Regions from separate parts of the Homo sapiens genome. Here region 1 is linked to region 2. Evidence: read pairs that join two places in POLR2A ChIA-PET (ENCODE). Cell type or tissue: PC-9. All regions are shown on one strand. Links, peaks and the distances in the headings refer to the core of each region. The heading gives the core; the rest is flanking DNA.

The links. ChIA-PET counts read pairs that join two places held together with the same protein. Peaks named below come from ENCODE experiments on the same cell type or tissue, not always from the same donor. Only the 100,000 strongest peaks of a DNase experiment are listed, where the experiment ranks them.
Region 1: POLR2A ChIA-PET joins it to region 2 with 5 read pairs; 2 of 35 experiments call an interaction of 5 or more read pairs at or near these places.

What each region holds. Positions count from the first base shown.
Region 1 is chr3:58,536,283-58,541,661 of GRCh38, reverse strand. It overlaps ACOX2 (acyl-CoA oxidase 2), which reads left to right and starts at 4,472. Exons shown (of 15, transcript NM_003500.4): 1 at 4,472-4,543. LOC107984079 (a long non-coding RNA gene) reads right to left here. Exons shown (of 3, transcript XR_001740724.2): 1 at 5,348-5,379. In PC-9, for the core only: no CTCF peak of the experiment used is centred there; no DNase peak of the experiment used is centred there.
Region 2 is chr3:58,219,678-58,225,056 of GRCh38, reverse strand. No RefSeq gene overlaps it. Among named protein-coding and RNA genes, the nearest start is that of DNASE1L3, 11 kb to the right of the region's middle. In PC-9, for the core only: no CTCF peak of the experiment used is centred there; a DNase peak (open chromatin) is centred at 2,726; H3K27ac peaks cover 2,027 bases.

The sequences.
Region 1 (5,379 bases), core at 196-5,195, 320 kb before region 2:
ACACACACACACACACACACACACACACACACACACAGGCTTAGGAGTCCAGCTGCATGACTCCTAAACCATAATTTCTAATCTTGTAGCTAATTTGTTAGTCCTGCAAAGGCAGTCTAGTCCTCATGCAAGAAAGGAGTTTATTTTGGGAAAGGGCTGTTACTTTCTTTGTTCAAAGTTAAACTATAAATTCAGTTCCTCCCAAAATCAGTTTGGCCTATGCCCAGGAATGAACAAGGACAGTTTGGAGGTTAGAAGCAAGATGGAGTCAGTTAGGTCAGATTTCTTTGATTGTCATCATTTTCTCAGTTACAATGTTTGCAAAGGTGGTTTCAATAACATAATACAATATGTACAACATGGTGACTGTAATTAACAGCAATGTATTATATACTTGAAAATTGCTAAGAGAGTAGATTTTAAGTGTTCTTACCACAAAAAATTAGTATGTGAGGTAATGAATGTGTAAATTAGCTTGATTTAGCAATTCCACAATGCATATACATATTTCAAAACACCTGATTGTCCATGATAAAGATATACTATCTTTATTTTTCAATGATAAATAAGTTAAATATTTTTAAAGTATAAAAATAGGAAGAATACAAAATAGCATTTTAATACTACCTATGAGGAATCAAATTTCTGATTATCAGCAAAACAATATCACTGACAAGTGGATGCATTTTAATAAACCAAAAAAACTTTATATACATAGGGTATGGTAAACTAAATATTTAAAAAAAACCAAGAACTTAATTTCAATCCAATCACAAGAAAACAGCAGACAAATTCAAATTGAAAGACATTTACAAAACACCTGACCAGTACTCTTCAAAGTATCATGGTCATAAAAGACAAAGAAAGACCGAGGAACTATACTGTTTCATGTAGACAGGACAACTAACTACATGCAACGTGAGATCCTGAATTCAATCCTAAACCAGGAAAAGAACATTAGTGGGAAAACTAGCAAAACTCAATATGCAGAAAAATGTTAACTCAGCAATATTTCAAACCCTGCATAGTCCAAAGAAAGGACTGGCACCTGACAGCTCCTGGGAGGTAACCTCTATGCCCTTGGAATATCCTGCCTGAAAACAGTATCTTTGTATACTTGGGGCCTTGGGCCATGCCAGGCAGTTTATACTAATAATGTGATTCCGAGTGGGTCCTTAGGCCACACTCTATGAGTTTCACATCTGGAGTCGATGGAGACTGAGTAGCTAAGGTCAGCCACACAAGCATCCCATGGCTCTGTGATGACTGCAATAACTCTGGACACCAAGGTGTTGCCAGATGGTGCCATGCAGTTCCAGGCTCTTGGTGTCCCAAACGAAAAGCTGGACTGGGCCGGGTGCTGTGGCTCATGCCTATAATCCCAGCACTTTGGGAGGCTGAGGCGTGCGGATCATTTGAGGTCAGAAGTTCAAGACCAGCCTGACCAACATGGTGAAACCCTGTCTCTACTAAAAATACAAAAATTAGCCGGGCATGGTGGCACATGCCTGTAATCCCAGCTACTCAGGAGGCTGGGGGAAGAGAATTGCTTGAACCCAGGAGGCAGAGGTTGCAGTGAGCCACTGCATTCCAGCCTGGGCAATAGAGCAAGGCTCTGTCTCAAAAACAAAAAAACAAAAAAACCAAAAAACTGGACGTGATACACACAAGTAGCAAAGCCAGCAGCAATAGTTTATTAAGCACAGCATTATACTCTCAAAGAGGGCAGAGTGGGCTGACCTCTGCGAGATGAGATCAGCATCAGTTTCCTGGGCTTGTGGTCTTCTTATGTGTTCTTTTTTCCCTTTCTTTTCCCAAGGCTGCCGAGTCTCTAGCTAGTGTCTGCCTTTTGATTGATAGGCATGTTGCTTACTTTGTTTGGCCCTTGTGCGCTTGCACGTCGCCTCCGTTCCATAATCTCAAGTACATGCATGATATGCAGTCCATATGCATGAGCTTTAATGAGCTGATTATCATACGGGGTCATGTTAAAGATGCTTTTTCGCTCTAATGAGCATGCCTATCTCGGAGGAGCTGCCCCTTACTGGTTTGGTCAGGATCTTGCCAGCCATGGGGTCTCTTTACTCAGTTTTTTATCTTACTTTTGTTTTGGCTGCTTAACTTCTGCTTCTTCTCTTGCTTCTTGCTCACTCACCCCTTCACCTTGCTTCTGCTTTCGCTCATTCCACCCTTTATCCAACCTCCAATTCCTTCTGCTGTTCTCCTGCCTCAAAAGTGTGCTTCCCTGGTTGTCAATACTTCGTGCATATTGTAAACATCGTTGTTGGGAGAATTAAATGCTGTCCATACAACACCACTGGGAGAGGACACCTAGAAGCTCAGTCTATTCTCTCCTAGACTTCGTGCTATGTACCTTTTCCTTCTACTGATTTTAATCTGTAATCTTTTGCTGTAATAAACTGTAACCATGAGTATTACAGTTTCTTCTTGTTTGTTCTAGAGGCAAAGTCTCACTCTGTCACCCAGGCTAGAGTATAGTGGTTCCATTATAGCTCACTGCAGCTTCGAACTTCTGGGCCCAAGCAATCCTTCCACTGCATCCTCCCAAAGAGCTAGCACTACAGGCACACACCACCACACTGGGCTAATTTTTACATCTTTTTTGGTAGAGACAGGGTCTTGCTATGTTGTCCAGGCTGGTCTCAAACTCCTGGCCTCAAGTGATCCTCAAGCCTCAACCTCCCAAAGCAATGGAATTATAGGCGTGAGCCATCACGCCTGGCTCAGTATAACAGTTTCTAAGTTCTATGAGTCTTCCTAGCAAATCACTGGACCTGAGGTTGATCTTGGAGAACCTCTGACACACTCAAATAAGTTCTGAAGATTAGCTGACAATATTGCAGCAGTGTTAATGGCTTGGTTTCATAATTGTACCTTAGAAGAAGCTGAGTGAAGGATATACAAGAACTTTTTGCAGCTTTCTGAAATTCTAAAGTTATTTCAAAATAAAAAGTTAAACACAAAGAACAAGGAGACAAGTGTGATCATTGTTAGTGCTGGGTGTTAGGTACATGCAGGTTCATTATATTTTTCTCTCCACTTTTGTACAAGTTTGAAATATTTTGTAATTTAAAAAGCCTTTTTAAGCTAGAGAATTCAAGATTTCAGTGCAACAAATCAAAATGATCACATCCAAAACATACAGAACAGGGTCAGCTTCAAAGCGGATGAGAAAACAATTTAAACATGGAGAGTTTATTAAAAAGCCTTGCTCCAAGGGCCCCTGAGCAAGGCTTTCTTCACTGGGCACTTCCTGCAATCCAAGCCTTTCTCTATGGCAGAGAGGAACTAAGTCATTGCCCATGGTCAGTGATAGCATAAATCCTTGGCGGAGATGAGTCCAGGTGTAAGTAAGAACTTTCACCTCCAAACAGTGGGGCCAAGACCACCTTCCCTGAAACCACTGCCCACAGCAATGAGGACTGCCAGGAGTCTGAGCCCCACAGCTCCAGAAGGACCTACTAGGTGATAAGTTGCAAAGCTTGGGCCACAGGTCCTGCCTCTTCCTACAGACACAAGCTAGACACTACCTTGGGGATATGATGGGGTGCTGTGAGGCTCCTTACTGAGCAAATACCTTGCATTACAGGGGAGGCCAAGGCCCAGAAAGGAGTACACCTGCTCAGAGTCAACATAGCTCAGAAGTCCTGCCAGAACAGGAGCCTTGATCTCCTACTGGCCCCTTGATTTCTTTCCCAGTCTTACACAAATGTGTTACGTAATCTACTTATTGTGCAAACCCAAACAAAGTGACATCCCTCCCTGAGCCTGTTTCCTTACCTGCAAAATGGGGAGCCGCATCTGACTTTCCAAGGTGGTTATGCAGGGAGGGAACCTCTAAGCCTCTCATTCCTCTCACTAAGACCCAGCTCTCATCTGGATCCCACACACTACAGATGGATGCTTCACAAATATTTTTCCAGGGAATGTCAGGGGATGCTAAGCATAAGACAAGCCATATTTTAGAGCAGAAACATGGGGAGAGAGGAAAAACGTACACCTTACAGAGCAATCCTTTCACATGAGGACCATCTCAGGGGAGCCTATTAAGCTCGTGTGATATTAACAGCTTGAGTGCCTGAAGGGCACACAGTGAAAGATCAGGGAAGACCAGGATATCACTTTGGAAACACTGCTGGGGTACACAGCTTTTTGGTACAAGTAGTGTCAAAGGAATCCCTGGCTTTGAGATGTAAGGGCTCCAACCTCCCAGAAGTCCTCCCAGGGCAGCCCCAGCGACAGGCACAAAGGTCACACCCATGCAGGAAGAGAGGGAGGAAGGAGAGGAGCTCCATAAGCCCAGACAAGGGCTTGAGAGCAGACAAGGGCTTGAGAGCAGACAAGGGCTTGAGAGCAGACAAGGGCTTGAGAGCTGGCCAAGCAGTTTCTCTCAGCTTCTGTGTTCCAGCCCCTATGTGGGAGGAGAGAAGGGCAGGACCACAAGCCTGCCAGAGGCTGCGGCCTACAGCCGGGGAGAGGCCAGCCCGGCCTACAGTGCGGACACAGGACAGAGGGGAGCCAGGTGAGCCAGGTTTTTGGGCAGGGAGGGACTGGGAGACCCCAGAGGAGAGGGCTGCCCCCATGATGACCCTGTCCGCAGCTCCGAGAGACCCTGAGCAAGGCTTTCTTCACTGGGCACCTCCTGCAAATCAGGCCCTGCACTAAGTGTTAGGGTCACGGCATGACAGTGACAAAGATCCCGGCCCTCTTGCAGTTTCTGTGTTAGTAGCAGGGAGATGGAAGTAAACAAAAACATATGAAATGAGTAAATGATCTCAAATGTCAGAAGGGGATAAGTGAAAAGAGAAAAAGGAGAGCAGAGTGAGGAGGACAGGGAATGCCGGGGGAGGGGGCTTGGGGTTTTAAAGAGGGTGGCCTCTTTAAGGTTAAATGAGGTTCAATGCAAAAAGCCCTAGTGACATTTGAAGAAAGGGTGTTCTGGGCAGATGGAGATGCCCTAGCAAATGCTGGCAGTGGCAGGGAGGCCTGGAGCATTCAGAACAGCAAGGAGGCAGTGGCAGCAGAGCAAGGAAAAGAGGTAAGGCAGGACGAGAGGAGCCGCACTAGGGGCACTTGCAGGACTCCGGGGGGCAGAGGATGGGGCCCCTTGCCAGCACCCCCACAGCCCTGCTGGGGGTATTGGTTTGAAAGCCTCATATGAATCATTTGCTACATGTGGTTGCATGACCCTTATAAAGTCTCCTCCCTTTCCAAGGCCCACATCCTCTCCATAAAATGGTAATAACAGCAGTGCATCTGTCAGGTTGAGGTCAGGAAGGAAGGGGATCAAAAGCATGGCAGCCTGCCGGAGAGATTTACAACATACCTGCTGCAAGCTAGGAAATGCAGAGCTGGCCT
Region 2 (5,379 bases), core at 157-5,156:
CAGGGGCACAAAAATGGTTGGGAACAGACCCAAAAGTCAGAAGTGGGATGCAGGTTGGAACAGAGTAGGGAGAGATGGGGCAGGCAAAGCTAGAAGGAGAAGGTGGCGGTGGAGAACAGACCCCGCCTTCCTGTTAGTTCTCAAAGGGATTGTTCTCATTTAAAGACATAGGCTGGGCCGATGCCAGTGAGCAGCTAGCATACGTTTCTTCATTCCCTGCTCTGGACCTGGCTTTTTTTTGCATCATCCCGTTTGTCTTCATCTTCACCACAGCCGTTGAATGTGTTATTACCTACACCATTTAACCACGAGGAAACAGCTTAGAGGTTAGGTAACTTGCCCAAGTCACATAGCTAGCAACTGGTAGGTAGGAAATCATCTCCAAAATTCAGTATATCACATGGGACCTGATGAGCATCTCCTGGGACTTTGCCCAAGACTTAGATTTTGCAGTCGGCCATGGAGGCTCCACTGAAGTCACGAATGATAGAACGCATGTTGGGGAAGCTTAGGAAATTTCTACTGCAAGTCTCTTCCTTAAAAAATGTGCCTCACTTTGGCTGGGCATGGTGTCTTATGCCTGTAATCCAAACACTTTGGGAGGCTGAGGTGGGCAAATCACTTGAGGTCAGGAGTTTGAGACTAGCCTGGCCAGCATGGCAAAACCCCGTCTCTACTAAAAATACAAAAAAATTAGCCAGGCATGGTGGCGTGAGCCTATAATCCCATCTACTCCGGAGGCTGAGGTGGGAGGGTGGCTTGAGCCCCAGGAGGTGGAAGTTCCAGTGAGCCAAGATCATGCCACTGCACTCCAGCCTGGGCAAGAGCGTGAGACTCCATCTAGAAAAAAAAAAAAAAAAAGAGAAATGCACCTCACTTCAGTGATGGCTGCTCCCCACTGTTGTGACTACATTTGAACACAGTGTGGTTGGGTATGATTGGGTCTCCATGGAAACAAAGCTTCCACAGACTTCTACTTCCAATCTCTGAGAATTAATTTCAAACACAGTTTCAAGACTTGATCTGCACTGCATTTTTACACATGGGCCTCTAAGGCAGTGCAGAGCAATGGATGGGAACGCAGGATTGGCTGTCAGGCCTGCCTCTGCCATTTACAGAATGAACACTTGTGACAAGCTGTTCCCTCTCTCCGGGTCCCGGTTTTACCTCTATAAAATAGGGCTATGATAGTACTTACCTCATACATTTGTTCTAAGTATTATTACATTATTAAGCAAAATAAGTGTTAGCTATTATAATTCCTCCCCACCCACCTGTTCCCCTCCTGCTGCCCCTGTTCCCAACACTGGGATGACCAATTCATCCTGGTTTGCTCAGGACTTGTTCTGATTTAGCATTGGAAGCTCAGCATCCTGGGAACCCCACTAAGGTTTGAGGGAACCAGTATGGTCAGTTGCCCTCCCCAACACTTCAGCCAGAGACATCATAATAGTCCAGATAAACTGGCGGCCAATGGAGCTCAAGATGGTTTGAGTCCAAGATTTACATTGGTAATTCAAAATCATGACAAGTTTTGTGGCCACTGGATATAGAATGATAGCTCAGAGGCACAGAAAACTCAGTGAAACCAAAGGTAAGTCCAACTAATTATTCAACTCTGGGCCCTCAAGGGCAGGAGCTGTCTTGTTCATCTTTGTATCCCCCTCTACACTTAGAAGGGTAAATTGTTAAATGAGTGAACAACAAATCCAAAAACCCACAGCGCAGGTTAGGTGCCATGGCTCACGCCTGTAATCTGAGCACTTTGGGAGGCCAAGGCAGAAGGATCACTTGAGCCCAGAAATTTGAGACCAGCCTGGGTAACATAGGGAGATACCGTCTCTATGAAAACAAAAACATCCACAGCTCAGAATGATCTCAAGTCCCAGGCCAAGAGCTGTTTCAAAAAATCTCCTGGGCTGAATTTTTTTTTTTTGAGATGGAGTCTCGCTCTTGTTGCCCAGGCTGGAGTGCAGTGGTGAGATCTTAGCTCACTGCAACCTCTGCCTCCCAGGTTCAAGTGATACTCCTGCCTCAGCCTCCTAAGTAGCTGGGACTACAGGCACGTGCCACCATGGCTGGCTGATTTTTGTATTTTTAGTAGAGACAGGGTTTCACTATGTTGGCCAGGCTGGTCTCGAACTCCTGATCTCAAGTGATCCACCTGCCTTGGCTTCCCAAAGTGCTGGGATTACAGGAGTGAGCCACCACGCCTGGCCCAGGGCTGATTTTTTAAGGTCTTATGATAGGAATGACCTTGGCCTGCATCTAAATCTGGTTCTGGAATGAAATTGGAGTAGGCTCTGCCCCTGGAGGGGGAGATCCCTTCCTGGGAATGGGATTCCTTGTAGCCTGCACGGACCTGGTGGACTGAACAAAGAGGGGGAATGCGGAAATAAAAGACAAAGACATAAGAGTATATTTGGAAGAAGGGGTCAGGGACACCTTGCCTCTAGTAGACAAGGGCCCTGAGCTTTACACAGCCTTCCGTATTTATTGGTAAAAGAGATAACGAGAAAAGGGGGTGGTGGTTGTTGGGTAATTGTCAGTCGGCCATTTGGTTCACAGCAGGCTTGCAAGACTGCATCCTTTGTATGATAGGTGCTAGATTTTTCAGTAGATAACTTCAAGGAGCCCGGCCCCCAGGGAGTGTTGGCCCTCAGCAAACCTTTCAGTGGCAGGTGCAGTGTGAGTTTGCTCACATCCTGCATTCATGATAAACAGTTTGCTGTTTGATCATATAGCGTCCAGTGGAATGCTGAGCTGGTCACAATCCCTTTGGCCTTTTTGGCTCCCAACAATTCCTGCCTGGAAAATCATTCATGAGTCACTGTGTAGTTAAGGATTTACACGTGCTCCTACCTGCACTGCAAACCTTGTCTTTAGAACTGGTGTGGTTTTAGATAGATTTATAGATAAATTTATAGATCATGCCTAATGCATGATGATTCAGGAGGGAAGCCTTCTCCCAAAGAACAACAGATGATTTTCTGGGGCCCTCTGCTCACAGCCAGGGTGTCCCCCAAGCCCTCAGGCTCCTTATGTATGTATGGGACACACAGAAGCTTTCAGAATATGGAGAGAAAGCATTTCCATTTGCTGGGAATCTGGGGTCAGGGACATGGATTGTTCTCAGTGTTCTGAGCTGGAATAGTGGCAGGGCCTTGTCACTGTTATGTGCCAGAGAAGAAATGCTATAGGAGACTGACCAGGTGGTCACACTCTGGTGTCAAACAGTCCTGGCCACGCCTCTTACCAGATGTGATGTGAGACCTGGAGAGGTGACTTGCCCTCTCTGAAGCTCAGTTTCCTCATCAGTAAAATGAAGAGAATAATAGTAGTCAGGTAGTTGTGAGGTTTAAAGGACCGAGTCCATGTAAAGATGTGTAATATGGGTCTACCACAGGTCAGAACCCACAGCCACTGTTACAGACACACCTTGGAGATATTGCAGCCTCAGCTCCATACCACTGCAATAAAGTGAGTATCACAAGGTTTTTGGTTTCTGAGTGCATATAAAAGTTATGTTGGCTAGACACAGTGGCTCACACCTTTGGGAGGCCAAGGAGGGAGGATCGCTTGAGCCCAGGAGTTTGAGACCAGCCTAGGCAACATGGCAAAACACTGCCTCTACAAAAAATACAAAAATTAGTCAGGCATGGTGATGCATGCTTGTACTCCCTGCTACTAGAGAGGCTGAGGCGGGAGGCTCGCTTGAGCCCAGGGAGTGAAGGCTGCAGTGAGCTATGAGCATGCCACTGCACTCCAGCCTGGGCAACAGAGCAAGACTATATTAAAGAAAAAAAGTTATGTCTACACTATACTGTAGTTTATTAAGTGTGCAAGAGCATTATGTCTAAAATACAATGTACCTATCTTGATTAAAAATACTTTATTGCTAAAAAATGCTAATGATCGTCTCAGGCTTCAACGAGTCATAATCTTTTTGCTGATGGAGGGGGCTTGCCTCGACATTGATGGTTGCTGATGGATCAGAGTGGTAGTTGGAGTGGCAGTGGCAGTTTCTTCAAAGAAGACAACAACGAAATTTGCCACATCGATTGACTCTTTCACAAAAGATTTCTCTACAGCACGTGATGCTGTTTGATGGCATCTTGCCCACAGTAGAACTTCTTTTGAAATTGGAGTCAATCCTCTCCAACCCTGCATTATCAACTAAGTTTATGTGATATTCTAAATCCTTTGTTGTCATTTCAAAAATGTTACAGCATCTTTACCAGGAGTAGATTTCATCTAAAGAAACCACTGTCTTTGCTCATCTGCAAGAAGCAACTCCTTATCTGTTCAAGTTTTATCAGGAGGTTGCAGCAATTCAGTCACATCTTCAGACTCCACTTCTAGTTCTTTTACTATTTACATCACATCTGTAGTGACTTTTCCCACTGAAGTCTTCAATCCCTCAAAGTAATCCATGAAGGCTGGAATTAACTCCTTCCAAACTCCTACTAATGTAAATATTTTACTTCCTCCCATGAATCACAAATGTTCTTAATGGCATCTAGAAATGCTGAATCCTCTCTAGAAGAGTTTCAATTGATGGCTCAGATCCATCAGAGGAATCACTGTCTAAGGCAGCTTTAGCCTTACAAAATGTACTTCTTAATAAGACTTCAAAGTCAAAATAATTTCTTGATCTGTGGGCTACAGAGTGAATGTTGTATTAGCAGGCATGAAAACAACATTCATCTCCTTGAACCTCTCCATCAGAGCTCTTGGGTGACCAGGTGCATTACCAGTGAGCAGTAATATTTTGAAAGGAATCCTTTTTTCTGAGCAGCAGGTCTCAAGAGTGGGCTTGAAATATTCAGTAAACTGCACTGTAAAGAGATGTACTGTCATCCAGGCTTTGTTCCATTTGTAGAGCACAGACAGCGTAGATTTAGCATAATTCTCAAAAACCCTAGGATTGGGCAGGGTGCAGTGGCTCATGCCTGTAATCTCAGCACTTTGGGAGGCCAAGGCAGATGGATCACTTGAGGTCAGGGGTTCGAGACCATCCTGGCCTGGCCAACATGGTAAAACCCCGTCTCTACTAAAAATACAAAAATTAGCCAGGGGTGATGGCGTGCACCTGTAGTCCCAGCTACTTGGGAGGCTGAGGCACGAGAATCACTTGAACCTGGAAGGCAGAGATTGCAGTGAGCCAAGATCGCACCACTGCGCTCCAGCCTGGGTGACAGAGTGAAACTCTGTCTCAAAAATAATAATAAAATAAAAAAGAACCCTAGGATTTTCAGAAAGGTCAGTGAGCACTGGCTTCAACTTAAGGTCACCAGCTCCACTCGCCCCTAACAAGAGAGCCAGCCTGTCCTTTGAAGCTTTGAAGCCAGGCATTGACTTCTCCTCTCTAACTAAAAA